Regions from separate parts of the Homo sapiens genome. Here region 2 is linked to region 1. A link is an interaction called in ENCODE POLR2A ChIA-PET data of the cell type or tissue named here. Cell type or tissue: K562. All regions are shown on one strand. Links, peaks and the distances in the headings refer to the core of each region. The heading gives the core; the rest is flanking DNA.

Evidence for each region. Peaks named below come from ENCODE experiments on the same cell type or tissue, not always from the same donor. Only the 100,000 strongest peaks of a DNase experiment are listed, where the experiment ranks them.
Region 2: POLR2A ChIA-PET joins it to region 1 with 5 read pairs; 10 of 35 experiments call an interaction of 5 or more read pairs at or near these places.

The regions. Positions count from the first base shown.
Region 1 is chr19:14,446,701-14,454,048 of GRCh38, reverse strand. It overlaps PKN1 (protein kinase N1), which reads right to left. Exons shown (of 22, transcript NM_002741.5): 5 at 3,586-3,731; 6 at 2,940-3,153; 7 at 2,026-2,220. Among named protein-coding and RNA genes, the nearest start is that of PKN1, 17 kb to the right of the region's middle. RefSeq lists an enhancer at 3,278-3,572 and a silencer at 3,445-3,574. In K562, for the core only: no CTCF peak of the experiment used is centred there; a DNase peak (open chromatin) is centred at 3,498.
Region 2 is chr19:14,509,407-14,516,754 of GRCh38, reverse strand. DNAJB1 (DnaJ heat shock protein family (Hsp40) member B1) reads left to right here. Exons shown (of 3, transcript NM_006145.3): 2 at 1-289; 3 at 585-1,986. The coding sequence ends at 815. Among named protein-coding and RNA genes, the nearest start is that of DNAJB1, 5.3 kb to the left of the region's middle. In K562, for the core only: a CTCF peak has its summit at 4,099; no DNase peak of the experiment used is centred there; H3K4me3 peaks cover 403 bases.

The sequences.
Region 1 (7,348 bases), core at 959-5,958:
ATATATATTTATCATGCACAACATGTTGTTTTGAAATATGTATGCATTATGGAATGTCCGAGGCCCTGTTTTTAATTCTTTTGGGGATATGCCCAGAAGTAGCTTTGGATCATATGGTTACTCTTGTTTTTTTGTTTGTTTGTTTGTTTTGAGATGGAGTCTCATTCTGTCACCCAGGCTGGAGTGCAGTAGCATGATCTCTGCTCACTCCAACCTCTGCCTCCCGGATTCAAGCAATTCTCCTGCCTCAGCCTCCAGAGTAGCTGGGACTACAGGCGTGCACCACCACCAAGCCCGGTTAACTTTTGTATTTTTAGTAGAAATGGGGTTTCACCATGATGGCCAGGCTGGTCTTGAACTTCTGACCTCAGGTGATCCACCTACCTTGACCTCCCAAAGTGGTGGAATTACAGGTGTGAGCCATTGCGCCTGGACTGCTTACTCTGTTTTTACTTGTTTCAGGAACTGCCAATATTCCTTCCTCCCTCCCTCCCTCCCTCTCTCTCTCTTTCTTTCAGACAGAGTCTCGCTCTGTTGCCCAGGCTGGAGTGCAGTGGCTCGATCTAAGCTCACTGCAACTTCTGCCTCCTGGGTTCAAGCGATTCTCCTGCCTCAGCCTTCTGAGTAGCTGGGATTACAGACACACACCACCATGCCCAGCTAATTTTTGTATTTTTAGTAGAGACGGGGTTTTGCCATGATAGCCAGGCTGGTCTCGAACTCCTGACCTCAGGTGATCTGGCCCCCTCAGCCTCCCAAAGTGCTGGGATTACAGGTGTGAGCCACTGCACCCGGCCATGCCAATATATTTTCCATAGGGCTGCACCATTTTACATTCCCACCAACAGTGCACAAAGGTTCTGATTTCTCTCCACATCCTCACCAACACTTATTTTCTGTTTGTTTTGTTGGGTTTTTAAAATAGTATTAGTCATCCTAATGAATATGATATATTGGTTTCTTGTTTGGTTTTCCTTTCTTTTTAAATTTGTTTTATTTATTTATTATTATTATTATTATTTTGAGATGGAGTCTTGCTCTGTTGCACAGGCTGGAGTACGGTGGCACAATCGCGGCTCACTGCAACCTCCGCCTCCTGGGTTCAAGCAATTCTCTGCCTCAGCCTCCCGAGTAGCTGGGATTACAGGCACGCGCCGCCACGCCTGGCTAATTTTTTTGTATTTTTTGTAGAGATGGGGTTTCACCATGCTGGCCAGGCTGGTCTTGAACTCCTGACCTCGTGATCCACCCGCCTCGGCCTCCCCAAGTGCTGGGATTACAGGCGTGAGCCACCACGCCCAGCCTTTTTTTTAATCTAAATAAACTTGAAGTTTTTTTTCTTTTTTTTTAATTTAGAGACAGGGTCTCTCTGTCATCTAGGCTAGAGTGAAATGGCTCAATGATAGCTCACTGGGCTCAAGTGATCCTCCCACCTCTAGAACAGCTAGGACTACAGGTGTGGGCCACCACATCTGGCTAATTTTTACATTTTATTTTTTGTAGAGACAGGGTCTTGCTATGTTGCCCAGGCTGGTCTCAAACTCCTGGCCTCAAGTGATCCTCCTGTCTCAGCCTCCCAAAGTGCTGGGATTACAGGCATGAGCTGCTGCACCTGGCCTGTTTTTTTGTTTTTGTTGTTGTTTTCGTTCTCTTTTGAGGCAAAGTCTCACTCTGTCACCCAGGCTGGAGGGCAATGGCGTGATCATGGCTCACTGCAATTTCCACCTCCCGGGTTCAAGTAATTCTCCTGCCTAAGCCTCCCAAACAGCTGGGATTACAGGTGTGCACCACCATGCCCAGCTAAGTTGTATTTTTAAGTAGAGACAGTGTTTCACCATGTTGGCCAGGCTGGTCTCAAATTCCTGACCTCAAGTGATCCGTCCACCTTGGCTTCCCAAAGTGCTGGGATTACATGTGTGAGCCACCACACCCGACCCCTGGCTTATTTTTTAAAGGTTTACAAATATGGGGCATTCCAGGTCCCCAATGCCACCTCGTTTCTCAGGGCCCACGATGCCCACTCACTGGTGTTCTCGGCTTCTGCTTTGAGGCTGCTCCGGCCACTGAGGCTTCCGCTTCGGCTGTAAAGGCCCCGGGCTGGGCGGCTCAGGAAGGGGGGGCGGCTGTCTGGGGTCCCAGGTCCCCCCATTGAGGGGGTAGGGTTCCACGGGATGGTCTCTGGGAGGTCTCTGCAGCCCACCACTCGTACCTCCAGGGTCCCTGCAGGAGGGGAAAGCTCAGCAGGGGGCCACTTCTGGGGCAGGCTGAGCGGAGGGGACCACAGCGGGGAGGGGACACATCCAGACGCAGCCATGGTACAAGTGGGAGCCAGTGAGGGACAACCAGAATGGAGCATGGGGCATGAGGCCGGGATGTCCGTGCTGGGATAGGAGAATATGAGAGAAGCAGTCCTTCCAGGAGGGGCTCAGATGCGGGAGTTTAGGGGCAGAAGAGAGGCTCAGGGTACAGGCCGTAGGCTCAGGGTACAGGCCGTAGGCCCAGGCAAGCAGGAACAGGGTAGGACTAGGGGTTCTAGGGGAGGACTCGGTGGACAATCTGAGGTCTAAGATGGGCTAGGGGTCTACGGTGGGGCTGGTCTGGAGGGGTAGATGGCTGAGGGGTCTGTGGAAGGTGGGGCTGGCTGGTCTGCAGCAGGCGGGTAGGAGGCTCATGGCTGAGCGTTGTGAGGCCGAGGTGGGGCTGGGGAACAAGGGCTGGGAGAAAAATACTGGGCCAGGTGAAGAGAGATGGAGAAACTGAGGTGTGGGGGGGGTGGGCAAGAGCCCAGAATCAGAGGGCAAAGGAGGGGAGGAGACAGTGGTGGAATGGGAGTCCAGGGTTGGGGAGAGCGGAGATTGAAGTCGGGGGTCACAGGAATGGGGAAATGAGAGGAGTCGGAGGCCCAGGGCTGCAGGGGTGGGGTAGGGTCTCAGACCCACCTGTGAGCGGCGCGGGCTTGCACAGGGTGCTGTAGTGCGTGGCGGGAAAGGGCCCGGCCAGGCGGGTGCTGAAGGCAGCGGAGGAGGCCGCAGCGAGCTCTTCTCGCAGCAGCCGCCCCTTGGGGTGGTCGGCGGGCAGCTCCCCAAGTCTCCGCTCCAGAGCCTCCCGCAGCAGCCCCAGCTTCTGGTTGGATTCTGTTAATTTCTCCTGGGCCTGTGGTGGGAAGTGTGGGGGCTGGGGGCGGGACCAGGCTTGCCCCTTCCCAAGTGCAGGCCTAGGCCCCACCCCCAGGCTGAGTCTCACACTGAGCTCCTCCCTAGAGGGCTAAACCTCAAACCAACTTGGTCCCACCTCTGGGAAAACCAGGCCCCGCCCCTTGGAGAGGCCCCTCCCCTCACCGAGGGCCATTCCTGCCTGAAACCATGCCCCCTCGCTGAGGCCCCGCCCCTCACAGTTGCACTGTTCCTGCCTGATGCCCTGCCCCTCACAGTAGTCTACCCTGGCTGAGGCCCCACCCCTTATGAAGGTCCCACCCCCTTTGAGGCTCCACCCCTCACCGTGGGTGTTCCTGGTGAACTCCCCGCCGCTTGCTGAAGCACCGCCCCTTGCTGAAGCCCCGCCTCTAATGAAAGCTCCGCCCCTCACCTCGCTGACTGCCTTGCGGTCCGGGGCCTTGGCAGCGCTGAGCAGGCGCAGTACGTTCTTGGCACCCTCGGCCACCGCGTGCTCCACTCGGAAGTGGTGCCGCAGCTCTTCGATGCGCAGCTCCACAGCCCCCAGGTCAGGACTCCCTGTGAGCGTGGAATACAGGGCAGTGAGGCTAGCCTGCAGCGCCCCACCAACCTAGTCGCAGACACAGCCATTCGCAGGAACAGGCACGGGCCACAGACAAACCATCATGAAGATGCATCACGCTTCATCCAAGGGGCAGGCACAGTGACACTGTCGCACTGTCACCTGCAGGCAGCCACACTTCCACCCAGACTCTTTTATCCAAACACCATCACTCACAGGGCCAGTCCTAGGGAAAAAGTTACCCTGTTACAGGGGACAGTCTGAGCAATGACACACAGGCACACTGTCACCCCACGCTTACCGACACACACATTGTCACGGTCCCTCTTCACCTCCAGTGATTTGCACAGGGACAGACGCAGGCACATTGTGGCCCCCAGGGACAGCCACATTATCTAGATTCAGACACTGTCACCCAGGGGCTGTCACCCAAACAGACAGGAACATCTAAATCATAGGCCAAGCATGGCGGCTCAGGCCTGTAATCTCAGCACTTTCGGAGGCCAAGGCGGGTGGATTACCTGAGGTCAGGAGTTTGAGACCAGCCTGACCAACATGGTGAAACCCTCTCTACTAAAAATACAAAAATTAGCTGGGCACAGTGACGCATGCCTGTAATCCCAGCTACTGAGGAGGCTGAGGCAGGAGAATCACTTGAACCCCGGAGGCGGTGGTTGCAGTAAGCCAAGATTGCGCCATTGCTCTCCAGCCTGGGTGACAGAGTGAGACTCTAAGTCATTAAAAAAAAATAATAATACTGTCATACCCGTGTTGACACACCTCATTCCCCAATGAACAGTCACCAGGTTACACAGTCAACCAGGCATGGTGACACTCATGGACATCTGGACAACCACAGCATACTACATTTACACAGACGGTGTCAGTCACAAAGACACTGTTAAGAGACTCAATGTTTGTCTCCTACCAAATTCCTATGTTGAACCCCTAATCCCCAGTGGGATGGCACTTGGACTTCTCCAAGTGCCTTTGGGAGGTAATTAGGGTTAGAGGAGGTCATGGAGGGAGGGCCATCATGATGCGATTAGCGCGCTTATTGGAGGAGGAAGAAGCTGGGTGCAGTGGTCCACGCCTGTAATCCCAGCACTTTAGGAGGCTGAGGCAGGAGGATCACCTGAGGCCAGGAGTTTGAGACCAGCCTGGGCACCATAGAGAGACCTTGTCTCTACTAAAAATAAAAAATAAATTAGCGAGGCATGGTGGCGTGTGCCTGTAGTCCCAGCTATTAGAAGGCTGAACGAGGAGGATCACTTGAGCCCAGAAAGTCGAGGCTGCAGTGAGCTGTGATCACGCCACTGCACTCCAGCCTGGGTGACAGACCAAGACCCTGTCTCAAAAAACTAATAATGAAAAATAAGAAGAGGAAGAGACACTAAGGCTCTTTCTCCCTGTGAGGGAGCAGTAAGAAGGAAGCCATCTGTAAGCCAGGAAGAGCGCCCTCACCAGGAACCGACCATGCTGGTACCCTGATCTGGGACTGCCAGTCTCTGGAACTGTGAAAAACATAAATGTCTGTTGTTTAAGCCACTCAGCCTATGGGACTTTGTTATGGCGGCCCAAGGAGAGTAAGGCAGGCACTGTCGCACTGACACTGTCACACTGTCGCCCACAGGGACACATGGCATTACCACTTTGTCACCAGCGTAGGCACACTATCACCAGAGGAACACATACTCTGTCACAAAGATGTAGTCACCCTGCCACATAGAGACACTGTCATGAGTCAGACTCTGTTACACAGACACGGCCCTGTCATCTTGGGCACAGGGACACCATTATAGGGGCAGAGAAACACAGTCACAGACACAAATGCATTTATGCCCAAGCACAGGGTCAAGAAAAGGGGCACAGGCCAGGCATAGTGGCTCACGCCTATAATCTCAACACTTTGGGAGGGTAAGGCAGGAGGATCACTTGAGGTCAGGAGTTTGAGACCAGCCTGGGCAAGACCTAGTCTCTACAAAAAAAAAATTTCTTTTAATAAGCTGGGTGTGGTGGCACACGCCTATGGTCCCAGCTACTCAGCAGGATTGCTTGAGCCCAGAAGGTCAAGCCTGCAGTGAGTTATGATCGCGCCATTGCATTCCAGCCTGGGCAACAGAGCAAGACCCTGTCTAAACAAAAAAAGTGTGTCAGCCAGGCACGGTGGCTCATGCCTGTAATCCCAGCACTTTGGGAGGCCAAGGCAGGCGGATCACGAGGTCAGGAGATCGAGACCATCCTGGCTAACATGGTGAAACCCCGTCTCTACTAAAAATACAAAAAATTGGTAGGGCGTGGTGGCTCAAGTCTGTAATCCCAGCGCTTCAGGAGGCCAAGGCAGGCGGATCATGAGATCAGGAGATCGAGACCATCCTGGCTAACATGGTGAAACCCCGTCTCTACTAAAAATACAAAAAAATTAGCCAGGCGTGGTGGCAGGTGCCCGTAGTCCCAGCTACTTGGGAGGCTGAGGCAGGAGAATGGCATGAACCCAGGAGGCGGAGCTTTCAGTGAGCCGAGATCACACCACTGCACTCCAGCCTGGGCGACAGAGCAGGACTCCGTCTCAAAAAAAAATACAAAATTTAGCCGGGTGTGGTGGTGGGCGCCTATAGTCCCAGCTACTCAGGAGGCTGAGGCAGGAGAATGGCGTGAACCCGGGAGGCAGAGGTTGCAGTGAGCAGAGATTGTGCCACTGCATTCCAGCCTGGGCAACAGAGCGAGACTCCATCTAAAAAAAAAAACAAAAAAAAAAAGTGTGTCCCTGCAGTGTGTGTCAGTGCGACGGTGCACGTGATTGTGTGCCTGTACTGTGGATATCCACATGGACTTCACAGTGACTATGTGTGATGGTAGGATCACACATTCCTTTGTCTCTGGGTGTTGTCGCAAGGATGGGTGACTGGATGACTTTATTCCTAAAAGTCCCAGTGACTGATAAAGCGCCATGTGGCAGCAGGTCTAGGGGTGACAGTGAGACTGTGTGTTTTTTTGTGTGTGTTTTTTTGAGACAGAGTCTCACTCTGTTGCCCAGGCTGGAGTGCAGTGGGGCGACCTTGGGTTACTGCAACCTCCGCCTCCCGGATTCAAGTGATTCTCCTGCCTCAGCCTCCTGAGTAGCTGGGACTACAGCTGCGTGCCACCACGCCCAGCTGATTTTTGCATTTTTAGTAGAGACAGGGTTTCATCATGTTGGCCAGGCTGATCTCGAAATCCTGACCTCGAATGATCCGCCCGCCTCGGTTTCCAAAGTGCTGGGATTACAGGCGTCAGCCACTGCACCCAGCCGAGACTGTGTTTATAAGGCAACATACCTGTGACTATCAACTTCCTTGGAACTGTGTCTGTGTTATTGGTGTCCAGGTGAGTGACACATGTGGACACAGTGTGACTGTGAGTGTCTGACTCTCTGTGACCAAGTGCCAGGGTCATTATTCAGAATAGTCAGGCAGTCAAAAACATAGTAAATGAATGGGCGTGGCTGGGTACCAATAAAACTTTATTGACAAAAAAAAGACAATGGATAGATTTGGTCTGAAGGTGGTAATTTACCAACCCCTGATGTAATCCAAACTTTGCATGGGACAAAATGGGAAGCTCTGGCCCAGAG
Region 2 (7,348 bases), core at 1,372-6,371, 62 kb before region 1:
TCGAGTCTCCCTTGAAGAGATCTACAGCGGCTGTACCAAGAAGATGAAAATCTCCCACAAGCGGCTAAACCCCGACGGAAAGAGCATTCGAAACGAAGACAAAATATTGACCATCGAAGTGAAGAAGGGGTGGAAAGAAGGAACCAAAATCACTTTCCCCAAGGAAGGAGACCAGACCTCCAACAACATTCCAGCTGATATCGTCTTTGTTTTAAAGGACAAGCCCCACAATATCTTTAAGAGAGATGGCTCTGATGTCATTTATCCTGCCAGGATCAGCCTCCGGGAGGTAAGGTGCCAGGTGGGGCGGTGTCTGTAGAGGGCGATGGCTGCTTTTTGAAGCAGTTTAGTATTTGCTGAACCAATGTGTTGGGGTGTGTGGTGCGTGCCAGGCTTGGGGCACAACAGTGAACAGGACTGACCAGGGCGCTGTTGTGGAGCTTTCGTGGTGGGGACGTGTAGATTTGGGGGCCAGGTCTTAGCTGCAGAGGCCTGATGGGTCTTATCTATGGCAGACGGCCTCTGGGCAAGAGCTGAGCCTCTTGAGCCAGCTTCCATCTAATGCTGTCCTTTTGCTTTTCAAGGCTCTGTGTGGCTGCACAGTGAACGTCCCCACTCTGGACGGCAGGACGATACCCGTCGTATTCAAAGATGTTATCAGGCCTGGCATGCGGCGAAAAGTTCCTGGAGAAGGCCTCCCCCTCCCCAAAACACCCGAGAAACGTGGGGACCTCATTATTGAGTTTGAAGTGATCTTCCCCGAAAGGATTCCCCAGACATCAAGAACCGTACTTGAGCAGGTTCTTCCAATATAGCTATCTGAGCTCCCCAAGGACTGACCAGGGACCTTTCCAGAGCTCAAGGATTTCTGGACCTTTCTACCAGTTGTGGACCATGAGAGGGTGGGAGGGCCCAGGGAGGGCTTTCGTACTGCTGAATGTTTTCCAGAGCATATATTACAATCTTTCAAAGTCGCACACTAGACTTCAGTGGTTTTTCGAGCTATAGGGCATCAGGTGGTGGGAACAGCAGGAAAAGGCATTCCAGTCTGCCCCACTGGGTCTGGCAGCCCTCCCGGGATGGGCCCACATCCACCTCCAGTCCCTGGCCAGGGGTGAGAGGCAGACCAGCAGATGGACTTGATCCCTCTGTGTCTTTTTGCTTCTGGCTGGTAGATAATGTCAACCTGCAGTCTTGATTCCCAGACCCTGTACACTCCTCCTTTTCTGTTGTGTGATCAGTTTGTGCTTTATTCTGTATTTGTCTCCCATGTCTTGCTCTTCTCCTGGAGAATTCTGTCTTCTCTTTGGCCATCTCAAATTGAGAACCTAAACTATTCCTGCAGAACTGCCTGGTTGGCGTCCACAAGCAATACCTCTCGTTCCAGCAGGACCAAGGGAGCCAGCCTCCAGTGAGTGACTCCAGCAAGTGCAGCCACCTCTCCCTTGATGGTCTGGGAGCCTGGCCTCAGCAAGGGGCCTTCCTGACCTCTGGCTCCAGTGAAGCTGAATGTCCTCACTTTGTGGGTCACACTCTTTACATTTCTGTAAGGCAATCTTGGCACACGTGGGGCTTACCAGTGGCCCAGGTAATTTTTTGTTTCATGGACTATGGACTCTTTCAAAGGGATCTGATCCTTTTGAATTTTGCACAGCCCTAGATACAATCCCTTTTGATAAAAGGGTCTTTGCTTCTGATTACAGGAGCACTGTGGAACGTCTGTAAATATGTTTTTATAATTCCATGTATAGTTGGTGTACACTCAAAACCTGTCCCCGGCAGCCAGTGCTCTCTGTATAGGGCCATAATGGAATTCTGAAGAAATCTTGGGGAGGGAAGGGGAGTTGGAACAAATGTCTGTTCCCTGGAGGCCAGTCCAGTGCTCAGACCTTTAGACTCATTGTAAGTTGCCACTGCCAACATGAGACCAAAGTGTGTGACTAGTCAATGAAGTGCGACAGCATTAAAGACTGATGCTAAACCTCAGGGGAGCGGTCCTGTGACTCTGTTTGAGGGTTCTGCTGGTTTTGGGGGTGGAGTGGGGAGCTGGGCATCCTTCCAAATTCAATCAAGGTGAGAGGGTGGGATGGGCAGGAGGCAAGTGCCCTGCAAGGGAAACGTAAGTCTCCCTTCCTCAGCCATAAGTGGGTTGGAGAACTTCTACCCAGACTCGGGGTCCAAAAAACCAGAGACCCAAGCACAGTGGCCTTGGGGATCATTTTTTGATGAAGGTTGGAGTCAAAGTAGCGGTGGGGAGAGGCAGGGTCTGGCTCCTAATTCTGCCTTTCTTCAGGGTCCCTGGCTTTTTCAGCAGACCTTGGCTCTGGGGCCAAGGGGCCAACCCAGGGTCTGGCCTCTTAATTCCTTATCACTCCTTCCCTGCTAGAACGGGCTGGGCGTCCTGAAGGCTGGCCAAACCGGAGCTCAAGGTCCTGCCCAGGACTAGCCCCACTGTAGAGAGGACCCATTTCCTGCCTTGGCTTTATTTGCAGGCTACTAAAGCTGCTTTTACTTTGTAACTTTCTTTAAAATAACTGGTTTTATTATAAAGTAATTGCTCAGGCTTAAAACAATGTATTGCTGCTTTGTTACAAAATGTTCTAAAGTGGAAACACTGTATATAGACCAGGAGCAGTGGCTCAGGCATGTAATCCCAGTACTTTGGGAGGCCAAGGTGGGTAGATCCCTTGAGCTCAGGAGTTTGAGACCAGCCTAGACAACATTGTGAAACCCCATCTCTACAAAATTTAAAAATTCAGCCGGAGAATGCAGCGTACACCTGTAGGGCCAGCTATTTATGGGACTGAGGCAGGAGGATCAATTGAGCCCAAGAGGTGGAGGCAGTAGCAAGCTGTGTTTGTGCCACTGCACTCCAACCTGGGTGACAAAGTGAGACCCTGTATCAAGAAAAAAAAACTAAAACACAGTATCCAAAAGTCAAACTGGGCCAGACGCAGTGGCTCACACCTGTAATCCCAGCACTTTGGGAGGCCAAGGCGGGCAGATCACCTGAGGTCAGGAGTTTCAGACCAGCCTGGCCAACATGGTGAAACCCCGTCTCTATTAAAACAAAAAGCCAGGCGTGGTGCACGTACCTGTAGTCCCATTTACTCAGGAGGCTGAGGCAGGAGAATCACTTGAACATGGGAGGCAGAGGTTGCAGTGAGCAAAGATCCCACCACTGCACTCCAGCCTGGGTGACAGAGCGAGGCTGTGTCTCACAAAAAAGTGTCAAGCTAAGAGTTGCTTTCCCTTCCCACTGAAACAGTTGAAGCGCTGAAAACAGGCTAGGGGCAGCCCTGCCAGTCCAGGAGAACTTTCTGCAATGACTAGAACGTTCTATATACCGTTTACTTAAACATCTTACAAATTCAATAAAATTAGAATCAGTTCCTCAGTCCTGCCACACTTCAGTTGCTTAGCAGCCACACATGTATGTGGCCAGTGGCAACTGTTGGACAAGTCAAGTCTAGAGGGCTTTTCCCTAAAGACATTGCAGGGGTGACTTTGAAGAGCAGCCACATTAAGCCAGGAGACGCCAGCCCAATCAGGAGGTGACCCTGGAATATCAAGAGCTAAGAGATGTTTACCAAAGTATCCCACACGCCAAGGTCACATTTATTGCGGAACTGACCTGACCTCATTGGTGACACAAATCCCAGGGCTGCCATCCCCACCCCCAAGTCTCCATTATACACCAAGTCCCTGTGAACTTCATACTGAAGTGTCACAAACATAAAGGTGCACGAAGCCTTGAGGTATATACAATTCTGGGAACTTCACAAAAAACACGGCCAAGCAACCTACCAGGTAGCAGTGTGAGGAGTGGGACGGTGGGATTTTGAGGGGAAAATCTTGGTGGTAAAAGGGCCCAAAGACCTTTCACACATGCATTTTTTTGCTCAAAGGCCACTACTTGGCTTGTCTATCTTGGCCGGATATCTGGTGCACCCACATGCAAACTTTTCCCAAAGTCTTGGGCTTGTTTTTTTTTTTTTTTTTTTTCAGACAGAGTCTCGCTCTATCCAAGCTGGAGCGCGGTGGTGCAATCTCGGCTCACTGCGATCTCCACCTTCCAGGTTCAAGCAATTCTCAGCCTTCCAAGTAGCTGAGATTACAGGCGTGCGCCACCACGCCAGGCTAATTTTTGTATTCTTAGTATAGAGATGGGGTTTCACCATGTTGGCCAGGCTGGCCTCAAACTCCTGACCTCAAGTGATCGGCGCCCCCTCGGCCTCACAAAGTGCTGGGATTACAGGTGTGAGCCACCGCACTCAGGATTTTTTTTTTAATTTCTTTTTTTGAAGACAGGATTTCACTCTGTTGTCCAGGCTGGAGTGCAGTGGTAGGATCATAGCTCACTGCAGCCTCAAACTCCTGGGCTCAAGCAATCCTCCCGCCTCTCAACCTCTTGAGTAGCTAGGACCACAGGCACTCCACACCACAACCAGCCAATTTGTCTAATTTTTGTAGAGATGATTTGTTGATATGTTAACTTTTTTGCGGGGAGGGGGATGGAGTCTTGCTCTGTTGCCTAGGCTGGAGTGCAGTGGTGCAATCTTGGCTCACTACAACCTCCACTTCCCGGGTTCAAGTGATTCTCCTGTCTCAGCCTCCTGAGTAGCTGGGACTACAGGCACATGACATCACGCCCAGCTAATTTTTGTATTTTTACTAGAGATGGGGTTTCATCATGTTGGTCGGGATGGTCTTGATCTCTTGACCTCGTGATGTGCCTGCTTTGGCCTCCCAAAGTGCTGGGATTACAGGCGTGAGCCACTTCTACCTTCCTTTTTTTTTTTTTTTTTTTTTAATTTTTTTTCCTGAGACGGAATCTTGCTCTTTTGCCCATGCTGGAGTGCAGTGGCGCAATCTCGGCTCACTGCAACCTCTGCCTCCTGGGTTCAAGCGATTCTCCTGCCTCAGCCTCCCGAGTAACTGGGATTACAGGCGTGTGCTACCATGCCTGGTTAATTTTTTATTTTTAGTAGAGACTGGGTTTCACCATGTTGGCCAGGCTGGTCTTGAACTCCTGACCTCAAGTGATCCACCTGCCTCGGCCTCCCAAAGTGCTGGGATGACAGGCGTGAACCTGCGCTGGCCGATATCTTGATATCTTGATATGTTGCTCTGGCCCCAAGCGATTCTCCCACCTTGGCCTCCCAAAGCTCTGGGATTATAGGCTCAGCCTTGGGCTTTCTTTAATGGATTTATTTCACTTTTCCATGCTGCATCTCTGATCAGGTCTCAGAGCTCCTTCCATGACAGGACGTGTGCAACTGACTCATTCTTTGACCCACCTGCATTACAATACCAGCAGTGTTTTTTTTTTATAATCATAGAACAGCACTCAATAGGTCCATTTGGCCTATGGTGAAAAGCCGAGTCCTCCCATCCTTCCCCTGGCCCTGAAGTTCCCCATCCTACTGCACCACTATAGACACTGGCATTGGCATCACAGATTTTTTTTTTTTTTTTTCCTTTTCTCATTTTTGAGACAGAGTCTCGGTCTGTCGCCAAGGCTGGAGTGCAGTGGTGCAATCTCGGCTCACTGCAACCTCTGCCTCCCAGGCTCAAACGACCCTCCTGGCTCAGCTTCCCTAGTAGCTGGGATTACAGGCGCGTACCACCACGCCCGGCTAATTTTTGTATTTTTAGTGGAGACAGGATTTCATCATGTTGGCCCAGGCTAGTCTCAAACTCCTGACCTCAAGTGATCCGCCCACCTCAGCCTCCCAAAGTGCTGGGATGACAGGCGTGAGTCACTGCACCCGGCCTTTTTTTCCTTTTTTAAAAAAACCATTTTTGTGCTTCCTCCAAGAGATGAGTCTGTGCTTACATAAGCATAAACACAATTTCTAAATTTTCAGTTTTATTTTTTGACTGTGTAATCACAATACAACACTGGAAAGGATACAGAGAGTGAAAGTCCTCCCTCCCACCCTACCATCCGATTCCACACCCCCGAACTGGATACGAATGTTCCCCGTCTCTCCTGCGCCTTTCCTGAGATGCTGCGGGGAATACATTTTTCTTTTTTTACACAAGGAGTACATACTGTACACTCCGCTTTTTTTTTTTTTTTTTCTCACACAAGATGCTGTGAACATAAAGAGCTTCCTCATTCCTGTGCTATTCCCCACCTTTATTCTGGCAGGTCCACCCAGCTGGGTGTGAAGATCTAAATTAGTGTTTGGCGACCCCTGACTCCTCTCACATCGTTCTTGCTTCCGGATTTGAGTCCCAGTTTGATTGCTTGCTTTTGTTTTTTTTCTTTTCTTTTCTTTTCTTTTCTTTCTTTTTTTTTTTTTTTTTTTTGACACGGAGTCTTGCCCTGTCACCCAGGCTGGAGTACAATGATGCAATCTCAGCTCACTGCAACCTCCGCCTCCCAAGTTCAAACAATTATCCTGCCTCAGCCTTCCGAGTAGTTGGGATTACAGGCACCCGCCACCACACCCAGCTAATTTTTGTATTTTTAGTAGAGATGGGGTTTCACCGTGTTGGTCAGGCTGGTCTCGAACTCCTGACCTCAGGTGATCCACCCTCCTAAAACGTTAGCTGAGCATTAGCCAGGTGTGGTGGCTCATGCTTGTAATCCCAGCTCTTTGGGAGGCCGAGGCGGATGGATCACTTGAGGTCAAGAGTTCAAGACCAGCCTGGCCAACGTGGTGAAACTCTGTCTCTACTAAAAATACAAAGCTGGGCGTGGTGGCAGGTGCCTGTAATCCCAGCTACTCAGGAGGCTGAGGCAGGAGAATCGCTTGAAACTGGGAGGTAGAGGCTGCAGTAAGCCCAGATCCCACCACTGCACACCAGCCTGGGTGACAGAGCAAGACTCTGTCTCGAAAAAAAAAAACAGAAGAAACGGGAAACAGAAGTGCAGCTCTCATAGAGATGCTGTGACATCTGGGTGAGTTAGTGCATTTAGGAAACAAAAGAACATAGCGATGAAGAACCCAGCTTCTGGGGTAGGGGGGTGCCAAGTCCAAGTTCTGCTCACCACATTTCCTCAAACAAATGACAAAACCTTTCAGAGCCTCAGTTTCTTCCCATGTATAACAGGACTAATCAAACATCGCAGCCCCTCCTTTCTCACTCTTCTGGAGCTAGAACTCAGACAGCTAATCCCTGAGAAGCGCTTTATCCAGGCCAGGAATAGAGCAAGTGTGAATAACATTAGCAAATATATCTAAAGCACTTGGCAGAAAACCTGCCCCAGGCCAGGCGGAGCAGGTCATGCCTGTAATCCCAGCACTATGGGAGACCACCATGGGTGGATCATTTGAGGTCAGGAGTTCGAGACCAGCCTGGCCAATGTGGTGAAACCCCATCTCTACTAAAAACT